Linked DNA regions of Homo sapiens: region 1 is linked to region 2. Evidence: chromatin contacts called from ENCODE Hi-C or POLR2A ChIA-PET data. All regions are on one chromosome and are shown on one strand. The core of a region is the stretch at or near the end of the contact, and the rest is flanking DNA. Distances in the headings are between cores, read along the strand shown.

Region 1 (5,689 bases), core at 425-2,924, 660 kb after region 2:
TCTAATTAAACTAAAGAGCTTCTGCACAGCAAAAGAAACTACCATCAGAGTGAACAGGCAACCTACAGAATGGGAGAAAATTTTTGCAATCTACTCATCTGACAAAGAGCTAATATCCAGAATCTACAATGAACTCAAACAAATTTACAAGAAAAAAACAAACAACCCCATCAACAAGTGGGCGAAGGATATGAACAGACACTTCTCAAAAGAAGACATTTATGCAGCCAACAGACACATGAAAAAATGCTCATCATCACTGGCCATCAGAGAAATGCAAATCAAAACCACAATGAGATACCATCTCACACCAGTTAGAATGGCGACCATTAAAAAGTCAGGAAACAACAGCTGCTGGAGAGGATGTGGAGAAATAAGAACACTTTTACACTGTTGGTGGGACTGTTAACTGGTTCAACCATTGTGGAAGACAGTGTGGAGATTTCTCAGGGATCTAGAACTAGAAATACCATTTGACCCAGCCATCCCATTACTGGGTATATACCCAAAGGATTATAAATCATGCTGCTATAAAGACACATTTACATGTATGTTTATTGCAGCACTATTCACAATAGCAAAGACCTGGAACCAACCCAAATGTCCAACAATGACAGACTGGATTAAGAAAATGTGGCATATATACACCATGGAATACTATGCAGCCATAAAAAATGATGAGTTCATGTCCTTTGTAGGGACACGGATGAAGCTGGAAACCAACATTCTCAGCAAACTATCGCAAGGACAAAAAAACAAACATTACATGTTCTCACTCATAGGTGGGAACTGAACGATGAGAACACTTGGACACAGGAAGGGGGACATCACACTTCGGGGCCTGTTGTGGGGTGGGGAGAGGGGGAAGGGATAGCATTAGGAGATATACCTAATGTAAATGACGAGTTAATGGGTGCAGCACACCAACATGGCACATGTATACATATGTAACAACCCTGCACGTTGTGCACATGTACCCTAGAACTTAAAGTATAATAATAAAAAATAATAAAATAAAGAAAAAAAATCTATAACTACATTTCTTGTAATTTTGTCTTTTGAGAGTATACATATCTTATTTCCTTTCCCAGACCAGAACCTCTTTGAGGGCAGGAGGAACCCGGTTTTCCCTACTTTACACATGACACATAATAACCACTCATTCAATGTAGGTTTACTGGATGGATAAATAGGAATGGGGGGTAGATAGGCGGGAGAGTGAGTAGACAAATGCGAAACAGGAAAAGCTTGCGCCAGGAAAAACAGTGAAGAGCGAAATCTCCAGACCCCCGATTAAATGGTTTAAAGTGAAGCCAAGCAAGAACCTCCAGTCCTCTCTGCGGCAGAGAACAGCAGATGATAGCGGCTCGCCTTCAACTTTGCTCTGAGGACCTCTCGTTAGTATCCCGCGATTGTCCTTCCTAACGCCTGACTGAATCCTGAGGCTAGCCTTCAGCGAACATGTACACCGCCTTGCCCTTCACGTGAAGCCGAGCCTGTGACTACACTTATCCTTCCGTCGCCGGCCTCATTTCTCCTTCCCCTTCTCCGATCTCGCAACCACTGCTAGTAAGGCGCGCGTGCGGGCAGCCCTGGCCGGCAGGGGAGGGAGGGTCCTGCGACCGGAAGCCGGAAACCGGAAGGGGGGCTGTGAGGACGTGTTCCGAGGAAGCCAGAGCCGGAGCCGTGGCCTGCGGGGCCGGCGACATGGATCCCCTGTTCCAGCAAACGCACAAGTGAGGGCCGGTCGGGGAGCGGGCAGGGGCTAGACGAGGCGAGGCCAGGTGAGCCTGGCTTCTGGGGCTGAGGCCTCGGACGTCAGCCAGGGTAGAGGCCGAGTTTTTCCGCCAGGGCACTGCTGGGGATGCCTCCGAAGTGCTTAATCCTTGGCGGGACTCCCAGGTCAGCCACAGACAGTGGGTTCAGGCTGGGGCCTGGAGACGTGGGGCAGATGACTCCTGGGGTCTGCAAGTTCGTGACTACCTGCTGGGTAGACTGGGTGACGGGAAACTGGCACCTGCAGGTTATAAAACTTTGTCCAGCACTTGTCAACTCGGTGCTCCTGGTTGGTAGACCTCGAGAGGAGACACGGAGTAGGAGACACGGCCCCTGGCCGTAGGAGTGTACTGTTTAATTGGAGAGTCAGGGCACGTACGGGAAAGTATTTGTATTCTTATTCGATTTATACTAAAGACCACATTTTTATGGTACAAAGAAATTGCTGTCCACGTAGCATTCACTATTATTACTTGTTAATCGTATCTGGTTACAGGTTATCGCTAAGAAAATCAAATTGTAATTTAGTTTCTCATAACTTAAATTCCTTGGTAGTGTCCTTTATTCGCATCGTCCTGCACTTTCGGAATTGCTGAGATACGTAGTTGAGTATTAATGGGGCCATACTTACCCTATTTTTGGGGGCGGGGGGCAGAATTATGATTTTTACCCTGTTTTGGAGGGACGGAATTTTATGATTTTTATTTTTTATTGTAAAATATACACAACATAAGATTTACTGTTTTAACAATTTTTAAGTGTACAATTCAGTGACATTGAGTACATTCACAACTTACATCACTACGATCCATTTCCAGAACTTTTTCATCATCCCAGTGTGCCTGTTAATCAGTAGCACTTCATTTCTTCCTTCCAGAACACCTAGTAACCTCTGTTTTACTTCTCTCTATGAGTTTACCTATTCTAGATACTTAATATAAGTGGAGTCATACAGAATTTGTCCTTTTGTATCTGGCTTATTTCACTTAATGTTTTCAGGGTTCATCTATATTGTAGCCTGTTACCAGAATTTCATTCTGTTTTATGACGGAATAATATTCCGTTTTATGTGTCTACCACATTTTGTTATCCATTCATCTGTTGATGGACACTTGAGTTGTTTCCACCATTGGGCTGTTGAGAATAATACTGCTATGAACTCTGGTGTAGAAGTATCTGTTTTAGTTTCTCTTCTCAATTTTTTGAGGTATATACCTATCCTATTGAGAACTTTCAAACTTATGCTGTAGTTTTGTTGATTAAAACACTTAAAATCACACTCCCAAGGCCTGGAAATGAAATGCCCTGAAGCATGAGGAATAAGAGGGTGATGATCCTCTTTCTCTTTCATTTTCTAAGTTTATGGGTTTCTTTTATTTTGGCGATGAGGTGTTTCATTTGGACAGGCGAAAATACAGAACCTACTTTGTAATGACAGAATTTTCTTTTACACTGGGGAGCCCTATTCTCACATAAACGTTATAGGAAGGGACTTAAAACTAGTCTGTGAGTAATTTAGAGAAAGAATGAAACGAAATTATGTTCATGTTACTAAGAAAGGGCCTATCTTTCACAATAGCAGGGCACAATGGGCATAGTAGTGCCTTGAAGTTAATCTGTTATGTATGGTCTTATCTAGTTAATTTAGTTAAAGGATGTTGCCAAGAAGGCCATGACCCATTTTATATTCAAGAATAACTTTATTTAGAGAGTCTTAGACTACCTGTTTTCAGTGCAGCTAATCACAGAGAAAACTGCATGGCTCAGAAGAGGAATTCTAAATGGTACCCCAAACAAGGTGTGTGGAGTGTAGATGCTCTGTAGGCCTCCAACAATGCACCCTTGGACTCTAGCAGCTTGCCAGTTTTTTCTATTAAGGGCCAGATAGTAAATATTTTAGGCTCTGTGGGCTATACGGTCTCTGTAGTTACTACTCTGCTGTTATATTGGGAAAACAGCCATAGACAATATGTAAACTAATTGATGTACCTGTGTTCCAGTACAATTTTATTTATCAAAACAAGCAGTGGGCCAGCTTTGCCCCACAACTATTAGGCCCTCTGCTACCCCGACACTCATTAATTCATTGAATATTTATTGAGCACCTACTATGTGCTGTGCACCATTCTCAGTGCTGGCAGCACAGCCCTGCCCTCGAGGAGTTTACCTTCTTTTATGCTGCAGTATCTTGTCTATCTTTCCTCTCCAGTGCTGAACCAGGAGTGGGAGTTCTGGTTCTAGACCTCCTTACTTTATTTTTCCTCATCTGTAGAATGATATTATAATTTGGGCTGGTTAAACTGTAAGGCTCCTTTCAGTTCCATGATAACAGAACTGATGACTGAATGACTTTCACAAGAAACACGTGGAGTCCAGTGAGCACCAGCAATGAACTTTCGCAACTGCAGAAATTAGTGATTGTAGCTGAGTTGACACAACAGTAGCTGAACTTATTAATTTTACTGGAACTTTGAACCCAGTTTGTGATTATCTCTTGCCGTGTCACTGAATACATTGAGTACATTGGAATTAGATTGACATATTAAAGTTACTTGAAAACTCCTGAACCTACCTGAACAATGAATGAATGAAAATAATGAATGAATGAAAACAATAAACATTTTACACTTAAATGTTTAATTTAGATGAACTTTATAGAGGAGCTAATAGCCAGGCTTCTATTTTTGAGATCCCAATGGTTGTAAAGGTGACCACATTTGTCCCCTATGTAGTCCAAGATCAGTCTCCTGTCCTGGACCTTATCGTATGTCCAGGACACAAGAAGCACTACATTTAACAAGCTCCCTAGGTGGTTTTGATGAGCAGGTAGGCTTAAGAACTGTTACCTTATCTCAAGACCATTTTTTTTCCTGAACAGCGGAGCTTAAGAACTATTACCTTATCTCAAGACCATGTTTTTCCTTTATAGATTTTGCCCTTTAATGAGCGAAATGTAAAGGCAAAGTGAGTGAAATGAAAATGACCAGATTGTTGCCACTACTTTTAAGTAAAGTTAACAACAAACTTACATGATGCTGTGTAGGTTACACAGCGTTTTCATGTTCATCATGGTCAGAGGCAGCCTGGATGCAAAGTGGATGTTATGGGGTGGTGGGGGGCGGTGAGTAGTTTCATGAACTTTTAAAAAGCACTTCCATTAAAAAATTCTTCCTAGATCTTCTGTAAACCTTTTTTAAAGACGGCTACAATGACCCTGGCTTATTTGCTACTATTTCTCTGCTTTGTTATATTATCACCCAAGCCCACCATGGACCCCATGCTAGAGAGGGCTAAGACTTCTTTTTCCTCATGTCCACGCTCCCAAGTCATGCTTGTGTATCACCTGTTTCTTATGGACTTCCAGTGTGTTATGTTGTGTTAGAATTCCCAGTTCAGTTTGAGACAGATTTTGCACTTGGCATATTAGTAGTTCCCACCTTGCCATTCATACTTGCTTTGTTGTTTCATATTTATGTTTTCTTAGCATGAAATGTAGCCGCTGGAATTGTATTATTGGCCACATTGTCTCTGATTGGTTCAAAGCAAATAGAGATTTGATGGGAAAAGTCAGTGGATTATGGGCCTGTACAAAAGTGCTTTGATGAACGTCCTGCCATGTACATCTCCTCAGGGTATGCCAGAACCTCTCTAGGACACATTCCTCAAACTGCTGGGTCATAGCATGGACACATGCTTTATTCTACTAGTTATTGTCAGAAAGCATTTAAAGTGTTTTACCAATTTATAATCCTACCAGCTGGGTATGAGAGTTCTAGTTTCCCTGTTTCCTTATTAATGCATATGTCCCCAAACTTTAAAATATTTGTCAGTTTGATGGGCTGAAGAAATGTGATCTCATTGCTTTTCATTTGTGTTTTCCTAGTTGAGTGTCATTTTGTATATTGATTGACCA
Region 2 (5,459 bases), core at 2,011-4,510:
TATAAAAGTTAGCTGGGTTTGGTGGTGGGTACCTGTAGTCCCAGCTACTCTGGAGGCGAAGGAGGGAGGATCACCTGAGTCCCGCGAGGTCAAGGCCACAGTGAGCCTTGATAGAGTTTTGCCACTGCACTCCAGCCTAAGCAACAGTGAGACCCTGTCTCAATAAACAAACAAACAAACAAATAAATAATTGTAGAGACAGAAGATAAAATGGAGCCCGGTGCAGTGGCTCACGCCTGTAATCCCAGAACTTTGGGAGGCTGAGGTGGGCAGATTACTTGGCCCAGGAGTTTGAGACCAGTCTGCCCAACATGGTGAAACCCCGTCTCTACTAAAAATACAAAAATTAGCCAGGCATGGTGGTGTGTGCCTATAATCCCAGCTACTTGAGAGGCTGAGACAGGAGAATCGATTGAACCCAGGAGGTGGAGGTTGCAGTGAGCTGAGATCACACCACTGCACTCCAGCCTGGGTGACAAAGCCAGACTCTGTCTCAAAAAAAAAAAAAAAAAAAAAAGGCTGAGCACGGTGGCTCATGCCTGTAATCCCAGCACTTTGAGAGGCTGAGCCGGGCAGATCACCTAAGGTCGGGAGTTTGAGACCAGCCTGACCAACATGGAGAAACCCCGTCTCTGCCAAAAATACAGTATTAGCAGGTCGTGGTGGCACATGCCTGTAATCCCAGCTACCTGGGAGGCTGAGGCAGGAGAATCGCTTGAACCTGGGAGGTGGAGGTTGCAGTGAGCCGAGATTGTGCCACTGCACTCCAGACTGGGCAACAAGAGTGAGACTCTGTCTCAAAAAAAAAAAAAAAAAAAAGAGAGAGAGACAGGGTTTCACCAGGTTGGCCAGGCTGGTCTTGGACTCCTGACCTCAAGTGATCTGCCCGCCTCAGCCTCCCAAAGTGCTGGGATTACTGGTGTGGGCCACTGCATCTGGCTCCCACCATCTCTATTAAAATAAGATAAAATAAACATAAAATAATGAACCGACAAAATAATAATACAATTCATTGTAAGTAAAATGCTATCCTGAGTTCTGTGAGTCATTCTGGATAATTCAAATTCTCTAGAATTACCACCTCAGCTGACTTTTTTTTTTTTTTTTTGTAGAGACCAGGCTGGTCTTGAATTCTTGAGCTCAAGTGATCCGCTTCCCTCAGTCTCCCAAAGTGCTGGAATTACATGTGTGAGCCACTGAGCCTGGCCTACAAATTCTTTATTATACAACACACAGTAGATGCTCAATAAATATTTGCTAAGCAGAAACATACACTCAAAATACCAGAAATTATCAAGGAAGTTGCCAGTTGGTCTCTTGGGTTCTTCCTCCCGACAGGTATACACACCTATTGTAAAGATGAACACATTAGGCTGTGAGAAACCAATACTGTTAAACATTCCAATCAGGTGACAAACTCCCTGGGCTCTGGTTTATATTACCAAGCAACCTGATGATAACTTGGCTTCCTGTGTGGCTTGTTTATAGAAAGAGAATGCTACCCAGGCTGACGTGAGTTGCATTTCTGAGTTGATTTCTCACTGTAAATTAATAAACTGGCATTCTGGCTACATAGATCAGTCTCTTTGAACTCTTTGTACCTTCCACCATTAGTGTGATTTCTAAGGCTGCAAGCCAGACACTGCCCAAGACCCAGCACTGGACTCTGGTGAGTTCTTCCAGCTGTTGCCACCCCAGGAGGCTCTGGGAGCCCCTGGGAACCATCCAGCTTGCTCTCTGTCTCTACATTTCAGGGTGTGGGTTTCAGGGCATTCACAACATTCCTGCAACAGAAGAGTTTTGGGAACACCCCCAGCAGGATGTGGGTGATTTGAATGTATGTCAGAGATGTGGTTGTAACTGAGAAATCTTAAGCCTAGTGAATTTTATTCCACTTGACTTAAATAAAGAGCACGTGAAAGAAGGGGATCTGAGGACATCTATGAACAGGGCCCCGAGGGCATGAACTTACTAGTGTTTATATGACTAGTGTTTATCTGGGCCTGTCTAGTCTGGAGAACCTGACTCTGGTGTACCCAAGCTTTGCAGTGGCTGTAGAGGTTTGCTCTTTTGGAGGGAGAAGATAATTCATTCCTCCAACACCTGAATGAGGGTAGATTAACCCACCTCCTTCAGCTGCAATTTGGCAAATTTCTCTTCTTTGATTTAATGCTCAACGGACAAATTTCCTTTCTTCTTCTTCTTCTTCTTCTTCTTCTTCTTCTTCTTCTTCTTCTTCTTCTTCTTCTTCTTCTTCTTCCTCTTCTTCTTTTTTTCTCCTCTTCTTCTTCTTCTTCTCCTCCTTCTCCTTCTTCTCCTTCTTCTTTTCTCTTCCTTCTCCTCCTCCTTCCTCCTCCTCCTCTTCCTACTCTTCTTCCTCTTCCTCTCCTCCTCCTCTTCCTCCTCCTCTTCCTTCTTCTTCTTCTTTCTTTTTTTTTCGGTTTTGAGACAGGGTCTCCGTCACCCAGGCTGGAGTGCAGTGGCACGATCTCGGCTCACTGCAACCTCCACCTCCTAGGCTCAAGCGATCCTCCCACCTCAGCTTCCCATGTGGCTGGGACCAAGGCGTGAGCTACCATGCCCGGCTAATTTTTGTATTTTTTGTAGAGACAGGGTCTCTCCATGTTGCTCAGGCTGGTCTTGAACTCCTGAGCTCAAGAGATCCTCCTGTCTCAGGCTCCCAAAGTCCTGGGATTACAAGCACGAGCCACCATGCCCGGCCTCAACAGGCAACCTTCTGATTAATAATTAGACCTCTGTGCCGGCCGTCGTGGCTGATGCCTGTAATTCCAGCACTTTGGAAGGCCAAGGCGGGTGGATGGCTTGAGGTCGGGCGTTTGAGACCAGCCTGGCCAACACGGTGAAACCCCGTCTCTGCTAAATATACAAAAATTAGCCTGGCATGGTGGCGTATGCCTGTAATCCCAGCTACTTGGGAGGCTGAGGCACGAGAATCGCTTGAACCCGGGAGGCAGAGGTTACAGTGAGCTGTCATATATAATGAAACAGTTTTACTAAACTTAGGAAGCAGTGACTTGGTGTCTCTAGAAATTGCCTAACATACACATTCCAGGATACATTCTCTGTCATCTGGAATCTCCTCCCTTCCACAAACCCACGCTGTCTTAAGCACTATTTTCCTATTTGTTGTTGACCTAATCTAGAAAAAAGCGGCCATCACTCTTTCTCCCCCACTCAGTCCCTCAGTCCCGAAACACCCTTATTCTCCGCACTTGTCACCCCACCCTCTGCTGCCCCCACCGCAGCGCGCAAACGCACACGAGTTTAAAGTTTAGGCTGTGATGCTATCCTCGCCCGCAGATCACAGGACAGACATTCTCGGGGACAACTTTGCGAGGCCATGTGCTCGTCCCCCTTAGGAAGGAAGAGGGAGAAATCCCTGCGGCTCGGTTTTGTTCCAATGGTCTGCTCAGCGAGTGATTCCCGTTTCCCCAAAGGCTGCCCCTCATTAGCATGAACGGGGACGCGGGTGTGGAGAAGGGGTTAGAGGAGAGAAAGCAAGCAAAAGCCCAGGCTCACTTTTAGAGCCTGGGAACCCTGTCTGCAAAAATGACAGCTAGAGCTTTCTGGCTCCTCTGTTTAATCGTCGGATCATCCCCCGAAGCTCCGGTGGAGAGAAAAAGTAAGATCGGTGTAGTGCGGAGCCCTGGGAGCGGAGCGGGGATCTGGGGAGGGGGCGCCCAGGCCTCAGCCGCCGGCCGACAACCGGGCCACCTTCCGTGAGGCCGCACACGCTCCCACAGGCCCGCGCCTGGCGCAAGCCGAGAACCGCGCGTCGCCGCGCCGCGGGCCCGCGACGGAGGAAGCCCCGAGACGCGCGCGCTCACGGGCCCTACGCTTCCCCGCCGCCCGGCCGCGCGCGCGCGCCGCCGAGGGCCCCGCCGGCCCTGCCCACCCCAACCGGCCGCGCGCCGTTGTGCCGGCCCCCGGCTCGCCGCCCGCGCCGCCGCCGCGCCTCAGCTTCAGATTCGGCCTCAGTCAGCCGCGCAGGGACGCGGAGCCCGGCGCCGAGCTCTGCGCTTGCGCTTGCCGGGCGGGCATGGACGGGCGAGAGGCGTTCTGCAAGCGCGAAATCGGTGAGCCCGGCCGCCGCGCCGCCGCCCCGCGAGCCTTTCCGAGTCCCGGAGAATCCTGCACGCGAGATCCCAGGGCGCCCGACCCATGCGGGCCGTTTCGCTGTTGCTAAAAACCAACGCCCAGGGACTGGGAGAGGAACTGGGGTTCCCAAACTGTTTTTTGGAAGCAGCGATGAACGGGATAGTGCATGACGTGGACGTGCTGGGCGCGGGCATCTGGCTGGTGACCCTGCTGGTGGATCGGGACGGGCTGTACAAGATGAACCGCCTGTACCTCACTCACCCCCGACGTCTTCTTCTTCCGAGTCCACATGTTAGTCCTGGACTCCTCCAGCTGCAATAAACCGTGTCCAGAGTTTAAACCTGGTATTGAAACTGAGCTGAATGACGCTGCATATGTACTTTATACCACCGTTTGTAACGTGGGTGCCACAGCCCGGGCTGTGGGTCGTCCAGTCTTTTTTTGGGACGGATGGGGGACAGTATTGTAACATGATTAGGATTTAGACGACAGGTATTATTTCCGCCACTGTGATTTAAGCACCGTCAGCCCCACCCCCACGGGTGAGAACGGCAGCTGTTGGCACAAAGCGGGCTGTCAATAAATAGATGTTGACAAATGGAGTGAGCGACCACCAAACACCATTGCCAGAAGGGACTGTACAGAACTGAGTTTAGAAAAGCTGCTTTTTTGGGGGAGTGTGTGGAGGGTTGGTAGCGGGGAATACCCACTCCCACATCTTTTTTTTTTTTTTTTTTTTTTTTTTAGACAGAGTCTCGCTCTGTTGCCCAGGCTGGAGTGCAATGGCGCCATCTCAGCTCACTGCAACCTCCGTCCCCCAGGTTCAAGCCATTCTCCTGCCCTCAGCCTCCCAAGTAGCTGGGATTACAGGCTGAGCCACTGCGCCCAGCCCCACTCCCACATCTTTCTAGGCATGTGCTCTGGGAAATCCTGATACAATGTGATAAGGACCTTTGTTCTGTAATGTGGGCTGGTTACGTATTGCTTTCCCTTCCCCACACCCCGTGCTACTTTTTGTATTTTTAGTACAGATGGGGTTTCACCATGTTGGCTAGGCTGGTCTCAAACTCCTGACCTCAAGTAATCTGCCCGCCTCGGCCTCCCAAAGTGCTAGGATTAAAGGCGTGAGCCACTGCACTGGCCTGGTTGGGTTGGTTATCTTCTAAAGGTCGCTAGACTGTTTCCACCTTGCCTGTAGACTAAATATCAGTTTCAACTTGTGCAGCAAGATAGTAGATTGCAGCTTAGGTATTTCTTAAAGGCCTTATATTTTCTGTTTCATGGCATTTAAAAGACGCTATGAATTAATGTTCTGGTTATTTTGTCCAGGCAGCAGGTAT

The links. A loop is a pair of places that touch in the nucleus more often than their neighbours do. ChIA-PET counts read pairs that join two places held with the same protein, here RNA polymerase II (POLR2A). Pooled maps may share reads with other maps.
Region 1: a map of IMR-90 shows a loop between it and region 2 (7-fold over the local background). The contact joins the promoter of GOSR2 here to the enhancer-like site in region 2. A Hi-C loop is called at or near these places in 1 of 168 maps with a recorded cell type or tissue (IMR-90), 1 of 37 single-sample maps with no recorded cell type and 11 of 50 pooled maps. POLR2A ChIA-PET finds 5 or more read pairs at or near these places in 2 of 52 experiments (Caco-2 and GM12878).

Annotation. Positions count from the first base shown.
Region 1 is chr17:46,921,486-46,927,174 of GRCh38, forward strand. It overlaps GOSR2 (golgi SNAP receptor complex member 2), which reads left to right and starts at 1,675. Exons shown (of 6, transcript NM_004287.5): 1 at 1,675-1,736. The coding sequence starts at 1,708. GOSR2-DT (GOSR2 divergent transcript) reads right to left here and starts at 1,386. Exons shown (of 3, transcript NR_186460.1): 1 at 1,326-1,386. It also overlaps a transcript of LRRC37A2 not described here. RefSeq lists an enhancer at 1,651-2,375.
Region 2 is chr17:46,263,056-46,268,514 of GRCh38, forward strand. It overlaps a transcript of LRRC37A not described here and the pseudogene LOC100132570. Among named protein-coding and RNA genes, the nearest start is that of LRRC37A, 29 kb to the right of the region's middle. Within about 2 kb of position 3,261, at least 33 of the 41 ENCODE cell types and tissues checked have a DNase peak (open chromatin) inside an H3K27ac peak, as active enhancers do.